2 separate regions of the Homo sapiens genome follow, and region 2 is linked to region 1. Evidence: read pairs that join two places in POLR2A ChIA-PET (ENCODE). Cell type or tissue: Panc1. All regions are shown on one strand.

The links. Peaks named below come from ENCODE experiments on the same cell type or tissue, not always from the same donor. Only the 100,000 strongest peaks of a DNase experiment are listed, where the experiment ranks them.
Region 2: POLR2A ChIA-PET joins it to region 1 with 5 read pairs; 3 of 35 experiments call an interaction of 5 or more read pairs at or near these places.

Annotation. Positions count from the first base shown.
Region 1 is chr13:98,187,611-98,195,610 of GRCh38, reverse strand. The region is part of intron 1 of FARP1 (FERM, ARH/RhoGEF and pleckstrin domain protein 1); the gene reads right to left. Among named protein-coding and RNA genes, the nearest start is that of RNF113B, 14 kb to the right of the region's middle. In Panc1, no CTCF peak of the experiment used is centred here; no DNase peak of the experiment used is centred here; H3K27ac peaks cover 243 bases.
Region 2 is chr13:98,355,285-98,363,284 of GRCh38, reverse strand. All of the region lies in intron 3 of FARP1 (FERM, ARH/RhoGEF and pleckstrin domain protein 1), which reads right to left. Among named protein-coding and RNA genes, the nearest start is that of FARP1-AS1, 77 kb to the left of the region's middle. In Panc1, no CTCF peak of the experiment used is centred here; no DNase peak of the experiment used is centred here.

The DNA.
Region 1 (8,000 bases):
AAAGGCACTATGGCACCCACTGCCCTCCCTTCCTTGTGCAATCAGAAAGGCGCTCCAACAACGCTCTGGATGCCCCGCCTGAAGTCTGGGTTAGAACTAAACACACCCAGGGCACATGCAAACTCACTGCCCTTAAATAAATATAGTTTAAAACTGCAGAGCTTCCCGTAATACTGAGACACACACGCAGTAGACACTAGTGGGCAAAAACCAACCAAACAAACAAACAAACAGCCCGGGGGAATACATATATTCCCCAAAGCAAATGCTCAGTTCCCATGTAAATCACAGCTTGGTTTAAATAGGCAGATCGAGGAGCAACCTTAGGTGCATACCACAAAAGGGAAAAAGGACAGTGGAGTGGAATTGAGGGCTAAGTCCCAAGTCACTTTCCAGCCAAAAGGACAGGCCATGGTCTGAAATGCAACATCCAAGCACAGTGTCTCTATTCCTGTAACTGTTGAGAAATACAAGTTTTTCACTCAAATCATTTCACTTTCCCACAAAGTGATTTTACATAATAAGAAGGGCCAGTCTTGAAGCACTTATTTGCATCATTTAACACTCCCGATTCTACACAACGACCCTATGGCGTAGGTACCTGAAGAAGAAAGCTTTACTTGAAGCATCTGCCAAAAACAAGAAAGCTGAGAAGGGGCTGGGAAGTCCAAGCACATTCTGAATAAAAACTCTGCAGAAAATCAGACAGTGTTTAATTTTTGAAAACTTCCTCACTGTTCAGTAGATACCCGCCACTGATGGTTACATACACTAGGAACACTTTAAAATTAGGAGATGCTGATCTCTCACATTATGAATTTCTAAATCCTAGAAAGAAAGGCTTGGAGAGCTTCTGAATATAGAGAAGTTCCATTTAAGGACTAGGTCCCCCTTGTTGATGTATCAAAATATTACAGACTCTAAACTGAGACTTAATTCTCAAATGTGTTTTACTTGATCTAAAATAATCTGTCCACAAAAATAAAATTCTAAGTAATAAATTGTTATTTTCCCACCGTGGGAATCACTAACCCATTTATGCCTGAGGTTGCAATTTTTTGAACTGCAAAATCAGACCTTGGCAATGACTTTGAACAAGATATAAATAACTTCCACATGCTTAGCGTTCCAATAATGGAACACTGGGCATATAATGTGAAATGTATTCTATGAAAAGAAATTTTAAAAAATAGGAGCCAGGTACGGTGGCTCACGCCTGTAATCCCAGCACTTTGGGAGGCCGAGGCGGGTGGATCACCTGAGGTCAGAAGTTCCAGACCAGCCTGGTCAACGTGGTGAAACCCTGTCTCTACTAGTTAAATAAAAATCAGCCAGGCATGGTAGCAGGCGCCTGTAATCCCAGCTACTCGGGAGGCTGAGGCAGGAGAATCGCTTGAACCCAGGAGGCGGAGGTTGCAACAAGCCGAGATTGTGCCATTGCGCTCCAGCCTGGGCAACAAGAGCAAAACTTCGTCTCAAAAAATAATAATAATAATAAATAGAAAATAAAATAAAATGGTGTATAATAAAAATAAAATTATTCATATACAAATTTTCAGCAATACAAAAATCCATGAAGAATGCATTATAGAGCATGATAAAGCAAAAGAAAATCCATCTAGAAAATAAACAGGCAATGAACTAAAGAATCTATTAATTTTTGTGTAGTTCAAGAAATTAAAATATACTGCTAAAAGACTATGTCCAAATGGACTGTTATAAATAAAAGGACTCAGGAAATGAAGCAAGGATCACTAGAAGCTAAGATGGCTTCATTAAGACTAAATCAGGCCACAATCATCTCCTTTCTGTCTTTGACAGATGTCTAGGCTGGGAGATAAGGAGACTGTTAGAGCCATATCATAGCTGGATTTCCACAAGGCATTTGGAAGAAACAAGCATGACATGGTTGTGAATTAGACAGGAATTGGGGCTGGATGAAGGTACAGCAAAGTGGGTTGCTACTTGAAGAATGTGCCCAAAGAGTTTTGAATAATTAAAGAATGTCTCCAGAAACTTACCAGAATCTTTTATTAATTGCTTCAACGAAGGTTTTAATGACATGCAAGCCCTATTTTTGGATAAGAAAACACTAACACCAAGAAATGCCAGCAGGAAATTTGACAGGAATACACCATTGCTCTACACAAGACATCACTTCGTAGACTACGATCCCACGCACTCTGACAGGTTGCTCTAAATAAGTCAGCTGGCTGCTTCTATGAGGGGAAATAAACATATGTAAGAAGAGTCTTGGCTGGGCGTAGTGGCTCACGCCTGTAATCCCAGCACTTTGGGAGGCCGAGGCGGGTGGATCACGAGGTCAGGAGTTCAAGACCAGTCTGGCCAATATGGTGAAACCCTGTCTCTACTAAAAATACAAAAATTAGCCAGGCGTGGTGGTGCAAGCCTGTAGTCTCAGCTACTTGGGAGGCTGAGGCAGAAGAATCGCTTGAACCCGGGAGACAGATGTTGCAGTGAGCCTAGATTGCACCACTGCACTCCAGCCTGGGCAACAGAGTGAGACTCCATCTCGAAAAAAAAAAAAAAGAACAGTCTGGTTGTCTGGTAATTGGCAACCATAATTATTGGAAGACAAGGGCTGGCAGCATGGCATCTTACTTGTGAATGGTTGCTGACACACCCTGCCGGGGTTTGCGTGTGTGACACGTATACAACTTGTGGCTTAGGTGAGGGACTGAAGAAACATAGACATCTCATTAAATCTACTTCACTTGATAAAATACCAACTCAAAATTAGACGGACCAAGTTCTTTTTTATTACTTGTACAAGCAAATTTCTCTGGCTTCCTCACTTTTCTGGTCAATTTAAAACAGCTGCCTATAATCAATAATTTTTCTTAAAATGGCCCAGGAAATTTTTCTGGAGATCATCTTTTTGAAAGTAGAATAACAAGTCAGCCGGGCGCAGTGACTCACACTTGTAATCCCAGCACTTTGGGAGGCTGTGGCAGGTGGACCACCTGAAGTCAGGAGTTGGAGACCAGCCTGGCCAACATGGTGAAACCCTGTCTCTACTAAACATACAGAAAATTACCCAGGCGTCGTAGCAGATGTCTGTAATCCCAGCTACTCGAAAGGCTGAGGCAGGAGAATCCCTTGAACCTGAGAGGCAGAGGTTGCAGTGAGCTGAAATCATGCCACTGCACTCCAGTCTGGGAGACAGAGCAAGACTCCATCTCAGAAAAAAAAAAGTAACAGTCAATGTTACATTGCTGGGGTTGATGGCAATGTGATTCAACACACACAGAAATCAATGTGGACCAATACCATAAATACCCATAATTTGTCACTTATAGGAATTTGGCTTTGGGAAATCATCCCAAGGAATAAAAAGGCTATAAACACAAGCAATAAAAAGGCTATAAACGCAAAGAAAGGTTAACCAAACTGTAGCATATCTGCTGCCTAGAACAGTCTACACTCAAAAATCACAAACATGAAGACTGTGAAATGCAGAGGACTCAATTTGTTATGATGTTAAAGTTTGTTTTTTTTTTAAAGAATTTAAAAATTGCTTCTGCACAACGAGTAGGAATACACAGTGTCTGGATGTCAGATGCAAAGAATTTGACTTGCTGGGGTTTCGGGACTACAAGTCATTTTTCTCTAAAATTTATTTATTTACTTACGTATTTAATTTATTTAAGACAGAGTCTTGCTCTGTCACCCAGGCTGGAGTGCAGTGGCATGATCTTGCCTCACTGCCACCTCTGCCTCCTGGGTTCAAGTGATTCTCCTGCTTCAGCCTCCCGAGTAGCTGAGATTACAGGCATGCGCCACCACACCCAGCTAACTTTTGTATTTTTAGTAGGGACGGGGTTTTTCCATGTTGGCCAAGTTGGTCTCAAACTCCTAACCTCAGGTGATCTGCCCGCCTCGGCCTCCCAAAGTGCTGGGATTACAGGCATGAGCCACTGTACCTGGCCAAATTTATTTAACTAAGAGGTTGGTCTTATTGCTATATTACAGGAAGGAAAAAAAGAAATACTGAAAATAAAATGAAGAAGCATAGTCTCCCAGAATGCTTTCATAATTGAGATGAAATTCACGTTGGTAGTCTATACAGTATGAACAGGTTTATATTCCAAATATTTACTCTCATATTGATGAATACTTCATACCCCAAAGCATTTTCCACTATTACATGGTGGAAGAGTTCTCAAGTCAACCCTGGAAAGCCCATTTCACCACGATGAAGCTTAACAACACTATGAACAAGACCTAACTGCTATTTAGTTTCATTTCTGTTGACAAGTATATTCTGAAGCCCAGTTCAACATCCCCAGTGCTCGTTTCACCCAGTCCGAGACTCCCAAGGTTGCTCTTTGATGTTGAGAACACAGGCAGTGTTCTCAAAGGTTAGTACGGTCAAGGGTTCTACAGGTTGAAGCTCCTGGAAATAGGAAAAACAGGCACCATTATGAGGAACCTAGCAGCATCAGAGGTCACCACGACAGCTGGGGTAGGCCCGGGAGTTCCCTTAATGCCTCCAGCAGTGTCGGGCCGGAGAGGAAAGGTCCTGGCCACGTTGCGTGTCAGCTCTGCTTTTAGGAAGGATTGGGCATGGGTGGGCACAGTGCCAGAGGCAGGACCGGGGGAGATGATAAGATGCAGTGTCCATATATCCAGAACACTTGTAATTGGTATTCTGGAGTCAAGGACTACCTATGTCACTGTTTTTATTTTAAAAAAGAAAATCATGGAATGATCACTCATAGATCTACTTGAAATATCATATGAGGCTGGGCATGTTGGCTCATGCCTGTAATCTAAGCACTTTGGGAGGCCAAGCGGGGAGAATCACTTGAGGCCAGAAGTTCAAGACCCTGTCTCTCCAAAAAAAAAAAAAAAAACTTAAAAAGCTGGGCATGGTGGCATGCACCTATAGTCCTAGCTTCTCAGGATGCTGAGATGGGAGGATGGCTTGAGACCAGGAGCTGAGACTGCAGTGAGCTATGATTGTGCCACTGCACTCCAGCCTCAGTAACAGAGCGAGACCCTGTTTCTAAAAATAATAATAAATAAGTAAATGAAATGTCATCTGATGCTTATTACCCATTTCCCAGCTGGGAAGGAAAGGGATCCTGCTAATTTCCTATCAGTCAACCTTGATTTTGCTTCTAATAAGTTTGGAAGATAAGAGAGAGCACAAAATAAACATATACAGAGTTAAAGACTTTGAGGTAGGAGCTTTTTCAACACTGATTTATAATGAATGTATCTCTAGAAACAACAGCCTGAGAAAAAGGGAAGTTCTCAGAGTTTTACCATTTACCCTGGTGGTGTGGAGGTACAATGCAGGAATAGAGTTTGTTGTAAAAGGTTTGCACCATAATTGTTCCTATATTGATGCAAAAAAACCTTGTAGAAAAGGAGAAAATTGTAAAATATTTTTAAAGGAAATGACAAAGAAGTGGGGATCTCTTTAATCCCACCACCATTAAAATTTTTCAGCGGATCAACTCAAAAAGAGAAAAGTTAATATAAAGCCATTACAGACAGGGTCAAGAGAACCAACGGTGCAGGGATGAGGGGGAGGGACAGTGGCAACTGGCCAAGAACAGAAGACAAGGGCAATCTTCGGTCACTAAATACAGACATTTCTAGTAAAGGAAACACGGTATAATTTGAAGACAGAGAACTTGCATGAAAAAGGTAAAAATGTTTTAAATAAGCAGTAAAAAATAATTTTTAATTAAGTTTTTCAACAAGAATAGCCAACCCAAAAGGCTTTGGTTAATAGAAATCACAAATCTCAACTGTTGCTCCTGAAATTGTGATAATACACCATCTATAACTGAAATCTTTCCTGGGAAACTGAAAATAAAAATGCAAAACAGATTTATTACATTATGCCTCAAACTAGTTTTTAAATTGAAAATTCAACGATGCCTGACTTGAGAAGTTTTCTATAATATGCATGGCAATAATAAGTAAATATTCTCCCTCTCGAATACGTATTTAATTTGAATACATATTGGGCTGGTTAGGGAATTTCTATTCCTACAACTTACATAATCTGGTTAACTAATTTATCATATACTCAAGTTCCTTTCTGTTCTGCTCATTATAATACCAGGTTTCTTAACAGAATCTTTAATGATTCTCTCATCATCAAAAGCTGTTCTTGTCTGCCTGTTAAAATGACCAAAGTATGGCACAAAAAATGAAAAAATACCTTCTGTGAACTTGGTCTGAAACAGTCCATGGTAATTTAGGTAGACAAAGAACATTTATTTAAGAATGCATTATAAATTAAAGGCCTTAAATATATTTTAAGTGCTTTTCCTGTACTGCTTTATGATGACCAAAAAAAAAAAAAAAGTACTCATTTCTGACCACAGCCTTAAGAAATCTGCCCCAGCTGCCTGATCTACTTGAAGCCCTGCAAGGGGGCATGGGTTCATGTTCTTGGCCACTGGGCACACCTGGCTCTTCCTCCTTGTTAAGGAGTACATTCCCACAGGCCAGCACCCATCAGGCAACCCAGCCCGGGCCATTCACTGGGGACATCATGGGAAGTGACCTGCATCACAGGACAAGGAGAGGAGAAAGACACTCCTGCCCTGAGGCCCGTCTGACACCTGTGGAGCTGGCGAGCCTTCATGGGCCTTATCGGTTTGCCACCAAGCTGGACTTGTAACCTCAGAAACATCCTGGGTCCAGGGCCAAAGACTGTCCTCAGCACACATAAGGTCAATTGGTATCAATGACAGAAAGGAGCCTGGGCCCATACGGTGAGCCTCGGATGTGCAGGACATGCGTCCCCGTTTCACCCCCCGAACACTTCTGAAGGAGGACTTCGCAGGGACTTCTCTCAAGGAAGGAGGGTCCTTCAGAGTGCAGGGGGTGTGGACACCGCAGACTCCACCTCCCTTAGAGCCATAGTGAAGCCCACAGGGGACCCGCAGGTCAGCCTGGGCAACCCAGGAAGCAGTCAAGGCACAAGGGCACCGCTTTAAGCCTTCAGACATCTTAGCCTCTCCTTTCTAGCTAGAAAACTTCTTTCTCCTTTTTTTTTCTTTTGAGACGGAGTCTCACCCTGTCCCCCAGGCTGGAGTGTAATGGCATGATCTCGGCTCACTGCAACCTCCACCTCCAGGATTCAAGCGATTCTCCTGCCTCAGCCTCCCGAGTAGCTGGGATTACAGGCACACACCACCACGCCCAGCTTTATTTTTTTTCTTTGTATTTTTAGTAGAGACGGGGTTTCACCAGTGTTGGTCAGGCTGGTCTCGAACTCCTGACCTCGTGATCCGCCCGCCTCGGCCTCCCAAAGTGCTGGGATTACAGGTGTGAGCCACCGCACCCGGCCTGAAACTTCTTTAACAAATATTTATGAAGGCTTCTTTCTTACAGAAACTGTTCTGTTCAGGACACTCCTGTGAACAAGAGGCCCACGTGGGTGCTGCCGAAATGCGAGGGGTGTTCGGCCCCACCAGGAAAGTCCACTCAACCTGAACAACAAGCGGCAGCCATGTTCAAGCAGGCAGGGCTGCCAACTCACGCTCAGCAGAGCAAACTGCACCCAATCCAAGGGACCGCAGAGTTCTGAGAACATTTGCTCTCCCAGCTTAAAATAGCAAATGTGAACACTTTTCCTCAGGACTTTCATTTTCTTTGTCTCAAGTCAAAATAATTGTCTTCATGATTGACTGACTCCCCAAAGAGGGTTCAACATTTATTACATGTCATACTGAACAGCATGCTTTGCAGATTAAAATAGAACAAGACTCTGGTCACAGAAATTACATCAACAGGAGGAAAATGAAAATAAGATAACTAACTGTACATGTCCCCAACAGCCCTCTCCACTAGATTATTTCAACAGCCACACGATTTCTGCAGCTATAGTCTCCAGCTCCATATGGTAATCCAGCAACTTCTGGACTCAAATGATTTCCACTCAGCTATAACCATGTTGCTCTCCTGCTCAAAGCCTTCCACAGCTCTCATCACCTACGAAGTTGAATAAG
Region 2 (8,000 bases), 170 kb before region 1:
AGACAAGCAGAATCTATGAAAACAGACAGTAAAAACCCTAGTCCTGATGCCCAGATGATCATCATGGCTGCAGAGCAGGGCTGGTGGGTCAGGAAGAGGCCTGGCCCCGCCAAGGCCACATTCAGACGCTTGGTCCTTATCCTAAGAGCAATGGGAAGGAACTACCCCATGGGGAGGACATGATTAGATTTGTATTTTTAAAAGATGAGTCTGGCAGCGTGAGAACAGGTTAGAAGGAGCAAGAATGGATGCAGGTTGAGCTGTTGGCAATTGTCCAGGCAAGACAGGACGGTATTTTGGACCAGAATGGCAGAAGTAGAGTTTGAGAAAGTAGGTGGATTCAAGAACAACTGAAGACGTAACAACCAGTGGAATGCACTGATGGATACGATGCCCAGGGAAGGAGGTGACAATAACCGGAATAACACTGAGATTTCTGCAGCAGGCATCTGGGCAGACACTGGTGCCACCTCCAGAGATAGCGAGCACTGCAGGATGACTGGGACTGAGAGGTTCCAGCCGAGTTAATTTTCTGAGGTGTCCTTGGATCATACAGGGAGAGACAGTATACAAACAATGACACACATTCATCTGGAGCTCAGAGGAGAAGCCTGGGCAAGACATCTCACATTTAGAAGGTGCCACCACCCTGACTCCATGGAGGATAAGACGGCCAGCGTAGAGTCTAAAGAATTAAAATGCATGAGCGTTGGCCAATATGTCCACCATGGACAGCCAGGTAGGAGCAGAGGAGGCGTGAAGTAAAGGAAGGAGAGAACTGTGTCATGGACATCATGGGATGACAGTGTCCGCAAAGGAAGAAACTGAGAACTGTCTCAAACTCACACCCGTCCTTGACTCAGTGATTCAGCAGGTCACTTGACCCAGGGTTGGGTCTGAACGTCTGGTGCATGGGGAAGAGGATGAATGGCTTCGTCAAGAAACTTGGCTGTGAAGCAAGAGGCAACAGAATGGGGGGTAGCTGGCTGGGGAATCAGGTAAGGGTATTGTTCACTTGCTTGTTTTGTTGTTGTTGTTTGAGACAGCGTCTCACTGTCACCCAGGCTGGAGTGCAGTGGCGCAGCCTCAACTTCCCAGGCTCAGGCAATCCTCCCACCTCAGCTTCCCGGGTAGCTGGGACTACAGGCACATGCCACCATGCCTGGCTAACTTTCATATTTTTTGTAGAGACAGTGTTTCGCCATGTTGCCCAGGCTGGTCTCGAAATCCTGGGCTCAAGCAATCCACCTGCCTCGGCCTCCCAAAGTGCTGGGATTATAGGCATGAGCCACTTTGCCCAACCCGTTTACTTGTTTTTAACTGGAATGACCTGCATGTATTTAAGAAAGGGAGGGGTTAAAAATAGGGGCAAGAGGCGATGACCGATATCCAAAGAGACCTGAGATGATGCGAACACAGAGCTCTAAAACCCAGGACACTGGCTTAGGATGGAAACAACATCCTAAGGGATAGGGATAGGGACAGGCTAATGACAGATCAAAGGAGGTTCATCCTCCTTCGATCTGTGAGAGGGACAGGGACAGGCTAATGACAGATTGAAGGAGGTTCACCTTTCTGTGTTAGGAAAACAAGAAAATTCCTCTCTGATGCCTTCTGTTTCCCTTGTAAAATCAGAGGGCTGGAGGATACAGGAGAGTGGAGAAGTTTCCAAACTGTCATGCTGCCTGAGAGGGTGAGTTAACCAGAGAGCGCACTGGGAGCCTGCTGTCCCAGCCACTAAACTCTCTTGCCACTGCCAGGGTGGCCACAGAACCAGCCTAAACTTCTGCAAACTCCCCAGGACGAATCAATGACACTTTGGCAGTGCAGTTGCCTATTTTATGAATTGTTTTTAAACATCTCTCCTCTGTTTCTGGCATTTCTGTGGAAAGCATCAAACACAAGCACCTATTTGAGCCAAGGGAGCATGTGGTTTTATAACACATGGGGCTGGGAGCACAAGATGGGCCTGGGTAATTCAGTGTGTTCAGCAGCTCCGCAGCGGGAACACTGCAAGAAGCCGATCACACCCCAACGCAACCAGGCTGGGTGAGGATGCATGGCCTGTGAGGACCTATCTGTTTCCCAGCGAGATTGCAGAGCTGAGGGAGAAGGTCTGGGGCACGCTGGACTTAAACCATTAGAAATGGATGAGCTGGGAGCAGCAAAAAGAAAAAAGAGGTTGCCACTCAACTGCAGTGAAAGCACTGGCCTTTGCTATGCAGCGAGGGTCACAGGGAGGCGAGCGGAGCTGGACTAGGTCATCCTGGGCTAGTCACTTTTTCCCGCATCCTAAGCACACAGAAACCAGTTACCGATGAGTTAAAAGGTAACAAAAACACCATAAGCTTTCTCTAGAGGGTCACATTTGTTATGATCTCTTTAACCCCAAACTCCTACCCCTTCAACCAAACCGTAGCCCCTGTTCTCACTGAAATCTATGCCGCTGATCTCTTGAACACACTCACACATCCACATGGCCTGACTGGAAAGGCATCTGGCTGAAATGAATGGACCTCTAGAGAAATCTCATTGCCCATCAGTAGGATTCAAAGATGCACCTGCTTACTGAATCCAGGCGCCTCTGCCAGGGTTTGAAGGCCTACTGTATTTATTAGTTTGCTGAGGCTGCCATAACGAAGTACCACAGACTGGATGGCCTAAACTACAGAAGTTTATTCCCCCACCATTCTGGAGGCTGCAGGTGCCAGCAGCTGTGGGTTCTCCTAGAGCCCCCATCCCTGGCTTCTGGACAGCTGCCACCTCGATGCATCCTTGCCTGGTCTTTCCCCTGTGCGAGCATTTCCAGTGTCTGTCCAAGTGGCCTCTTTTAAGGAGTAGGGCCTACATACACCAAGGGCCTCGCTTTAACTTAATCACCTCTTCAGAGACTTAAGCTGAGCGCTCACGCCTGTAATCCTAGCACTTTGGGAGGCCAAGGTGGGTGGATCATCTGAGGTCAGGAGTTTGAGACCAGCCTGGCCAACATGGCGAAAGCCCATCTCTACTAAAAGTATAAAAATTAGCCAGCCGTGGTGGCGCATGCCTGTAATCCCAGCTACTCGGGAGGCTGAGGCAGGAGAATTGCTTGAACCCAGGAGGCGGAGCTTGCAGTGATTTGAGACAGCACCATTGCACTCCAGCCTGTGTGACAGAGGAGACTCCATCTCAAAAAAAAAAAAAAAAAAAAAAAAGCAACACAATCTCTGAATACACTCACATTCTGAGGAATTCAGGGTTAGGGTTTCAACACACACAATTTTGGAGGGGACAAATTCAGCCCGTAGCACTGTTCTTCCATAATTCAGCTGCAATACCGCCTTTGAGCCCATCTTGCTCCATTTCAGTCAGGCGCCCTGTTTTCTTTCCTCCAATCCGATTTGTCTCTGATGCCCTGTTAATGCTACCTTCCCCGTTTGGAACACATGTGTGCTTTGCACATCATTAGGTGACCTTGGCATTGTGTGAGCATCATACAGTGAACTTACACACACCTAGGTGGCATAGCCTACCACCCACCAAGGCCAGGTACAGCCTACTGCTGTCAGGCTGCAAACCTGCACAACCGCTTACTGTGCTGAATACTGAGGCCAACTCCAACACACTGGCAACTACCTGTGCATCTAAACACAGAAAAGGTACAGTGAAGACCCAGGATTATAGTCTCATGGGACCACCATCGTACACGCAGTCTGTCATCCACAAGGTCAGTATGTGGCCTGTGGCTGTACTCGGAGGTGAGAGGAGATACTAAGGCCAACGTATCAAAGGCAGGGCAAGCTGAATCACTATCCCCAAAGCTGTTCTCCTCTTTCTCAAAACATCCTTTTTCCCCCTATTATTTTGGTGGGTGATGTTTTAGGTGGATTTCATAAGCAACTGGAATGTTTGAGGTGTTTTGGAAAGGGTCTTATTAAAAGATAATCAGTTATTTGATATGAGAGCAGGGGCAGGGAAGGGACTAATATTTCTTGAGCACCCACTGTGTGCCAGGCAGTGGGTAAGTGCTTCACACATTCTCATTTAATATTCAAAACAATGTGGTCACTTCACACATGAATGAAGGCAAGCTCAGAGGGCTTATTCAAGCTGCTCAATGTCACATAGCTTGAATCTGACATCAAGTCCGGCTGAATCCAAGACTAATATGCTTCCCTCCAAAGCTAAAGGACTCAACAAAAGTTCAGTTCTCTTCTTAACTACCAAAACAGCATATGACAAAAACAACCTGTCAACTGTAACACATATAGGAGCCAAGAAAATATTTGTCATAGAAAAATATCCAGTGTCTAGAATTCATTGCAACAAATTAGTCTTTCTGCAGTTGACTCCTAAAAGAAAAAGAAAGAGCCGTGCGCGGTGCCTCACGTCTGTAATTCCAGCACTTTGGGAGGCTGAGGCAGGCGAATCACAAGGTCAGGAGATCGAGACCATCCTGGCTAACATGGTGAAACCCCGTCTCTACAAAAAATACAAAAAAAATTAGCCGGGCGTGGTGGCAGGTGCCTGTAGTCCCAACTACTCGAGAGGCTGAGGCAGGAGAATCACTTGAACCTGCGAGGCGGAGGTTACAGTGAGCCAAGATCGCGCCATTGCACTCCAGCCTGGGTGACAGAGTGAGAAAAAAGAAAAAAAGAAAAAGAAAGAAACAAAAAAACTTTACTTTGAATTCTTTGTAATAATTTGTTTCAAAGTAATTTTAAAAATTATTTGACTTTATTAATTTTACATTTGGTTATATTTAAAAGATATGTTAAGTGTGGCTTTCTTGTAAACACCTATCACTTTCTAGAGATTTTCACTTCCGGTCAAAATAGAGTAACAGGGACTGGATTTATTTTCCTATACAAAGCAACTCCAAAAATGGAGAAAATATATAACACAACAGATCTGAAAACATGGTACACCAAGCAGTGAGAAACGGTGATCTCCAAGAGACAGGAAAATGAAAATGTGATCCCTGTGAGCGCCCCAGCCTGCTGCCTTGAGTGAGTTTCCAGGCTCTGGTGTAGGAAGGAGGAACACAGGTAGGATGCGGCCAAATCCATGAGTGCAAGAGATGGAGGGGAGAGTTCAGGGGGGCCAAAGGGATGCGAGTTCACAGGACAGAGTACCAGGGAGTAGAGAGATACCCAAAAAAAACTTAGGAGAGCCACAGGGGGTTATCCTTGAATGTGTGGGAAGTAGTCAAGGTCAGGAAAAAAAAAAAAAAACAGAAATGTATTAGAGGTAACAGTGCCTAGTGCTCACAGGGCCAGGAATACTACCTATTCCCATCAGCCAGTCTGGAAAACCTCATGATTCCTGGGGCCTTGGCAGAGTGCTGAAGAGTCACGCTTTAGTAGTCGGGAATAATTCACCCCAGACTATGCCCTACAGTGTCCAGGCTAACAAGTCTTAAAAACCAAATCCAAAAGGATCAAATCGCTTCCAAATAACTATATCCCAGAACAAATTCAATAAAACTTACAGTAATACAGAAGTATGCAGCATATGTGACATCCAATTTTTAAAAATCAGGTACAAGAAGCAGGAAAATGTGACCCACAAGGAAACAACAAAAATCAGTAAAAACTAACCTAGAACTCACACGAATGACAGACTCCATAGAGAAGGACATGAAAATAATTATTCTAACTATATTCCATATGTTTGAAAAGTTGAGATATGGAAGATATAAAAAAAGATCCAAGCTAAACTTCTACAGTGAAAACTATACTGTGAGATATAAAATGTTATGCTCTCTGGATGACTGTAACAGCAGATCAGCATTCCCGAAGAAAATATTACTAAACTTGAAGACCTAACAATAGAAATAATCCAAAATGAAACACACACAAAATTTAAAAAGCAACAAAACTGTAGAACACTTTAAGCAGCCTAATGTACAGTAAGTCCTCACCATTGTCAATACATTCTCAGAAAACTGCTACTATAAGCAAAAGGAAGGATAACAACAAAGGATATAAAATGAAGTCATCAAAAAATTTCAATTGAAAGGAAGGCAGATAAAAGGAACAAAAGATGATGGCTAGACAAAAAGAAAACAAACAGCAAGGTGTTCAATTTAAACTATATCAATAATCACATTAAATGTAAATGGTCTAACCCCTCCACCCCCCATTAAAAGGCAAGGATTGTTAGTCTGGATTAAAAAAGAAAAAAGCAAGTATATGCTGCCTACAAAAATACACTGCTAATGTAAAGACACAAATAAGTTAAACAAAAAAGGGTGAAAGTACACCATACTAAAAAATAATAATTTAAAAACTGAAGTGGCTATATTAGTGTTGGGCAATGCAGATGTCAGAATAAAGAATATTGCTGGGGATTTAAAAAAGGGTAATTTCTTGGCCGGGCTCAGTGGCTCATGCCTAATCCCAGCACTTTGGGAGGCTGAGGCAGGTGGATTACCTGAGGTCAGGAGTTCGCGACCAGCCTGGCCAACATGGTGAAACTCTGTCTCTACTAAAAATACAAAAATTAGCCGGGCGTGGTGGCGGGCACCTATAGTCCCAGTTAGGAGGCTGAGGCAGGAGAATCACTGGAACCTGGAAGGCAGAGGTTGCAGTGAGCTGAGATTGTGCCACTACACTCTAGCCTGGGCAACAGAGCGAGGCTGTCTCAAAAATAAATAAATAAATAAATAAATAAATAAATAAAATTTTAAAAGGGTAATTTCTTAATGATAATGGAGTCACTTAGTCAAGAGCACGAAACAATCTTAAATATTTATACACTTAATAACAATTTTAAAATACATGATTAGGAAACTGATGAGACTGCAAGGAGAAACAGTCATGCACCGCATAGTGACATTTCAGTCAAGAACAGGCGCATAATACGTCAGTGGTATATATCATAATCCTGTATTTTTTACTGTACCTTTTTTAGTTTAGAAACACAAATACTTACCATTATAATTGCCTATTGTATTCAGTTCAGTAATATGCTATAGAGACAACCGTACTTACACCACCTGTTTGTGTAAGTACACTCTGTGATGTCCGCACAATGAAATTGCCTAAAAACACATTTCTCAGAACATATAGCCATCGTTAAGTGACGCATGACTGTAGAAAAATCAACAATTATAATTACAGAGATTTTTAATATTTATTTCTCAATATTAGTATGTAGGCAGAAAATAAATAATAGATTTGAACAACGTAACCTCATTGAAATATATTGAATATCCTACCCAACACAGAACATACAGTCTTTTCCAAGTGCATGTAAAACACTTGCCAACATAAGACATATTCGGGACCATAAAACAAGTATCAGTAAATTACTTTAAAAGCTTCATGTCATATGAACTATGATTTCTGACCACTATGGAATTCAATAATAAAGCAACAATTGAAGAATTTGTGAAAAATCTCCCATAGATTTAGAAATGAAATACCATACTTTTAAATAAAGAAGAAACCAAGGGGAAATGGGAAAGTATTGAAAATGAAAACACAATTTGTGGATGCCACAAAGAAATCAACCTTTGTGGGATGCCACAAAAAAACCCTATTAATTTTAAAAATAATCTATTACAATTTAAACATATGTAATCTAGAAAATTAGATAATTCAAATACGGAAAATTTTTAAAAATATGTTTTTCACCATTAGGAGATCATCATTAACACTTTAGGGAAGTGGTTCTCAAAGTTGAGCATGTATTAAAATTGCCCTAAGTAAGGGCTTGTTGAAACGTACACCACTGGGCCCTGTTCCCAGAGTTCCTAATCTGGGATGCGGCCCTGAGAATGTGCATTCCTAGCCAGTTCTCAGGTGATGTGGATGCTGCTTGTTGGTCTGTGGACCATGCTTTAAGAACCACTGCCTTAGTACATACATTTCCATATCTCTCATTATATGTGATGTGTATGAATATAAACATTCATATACTTTTTAAAAACCAAAATGAGATTTTTTATTTTTTTGAGACAGGGTCTTATTCTGTCACCCAGGCTGGAGTACAGTGGCTCGATCTTGGCTCAATGA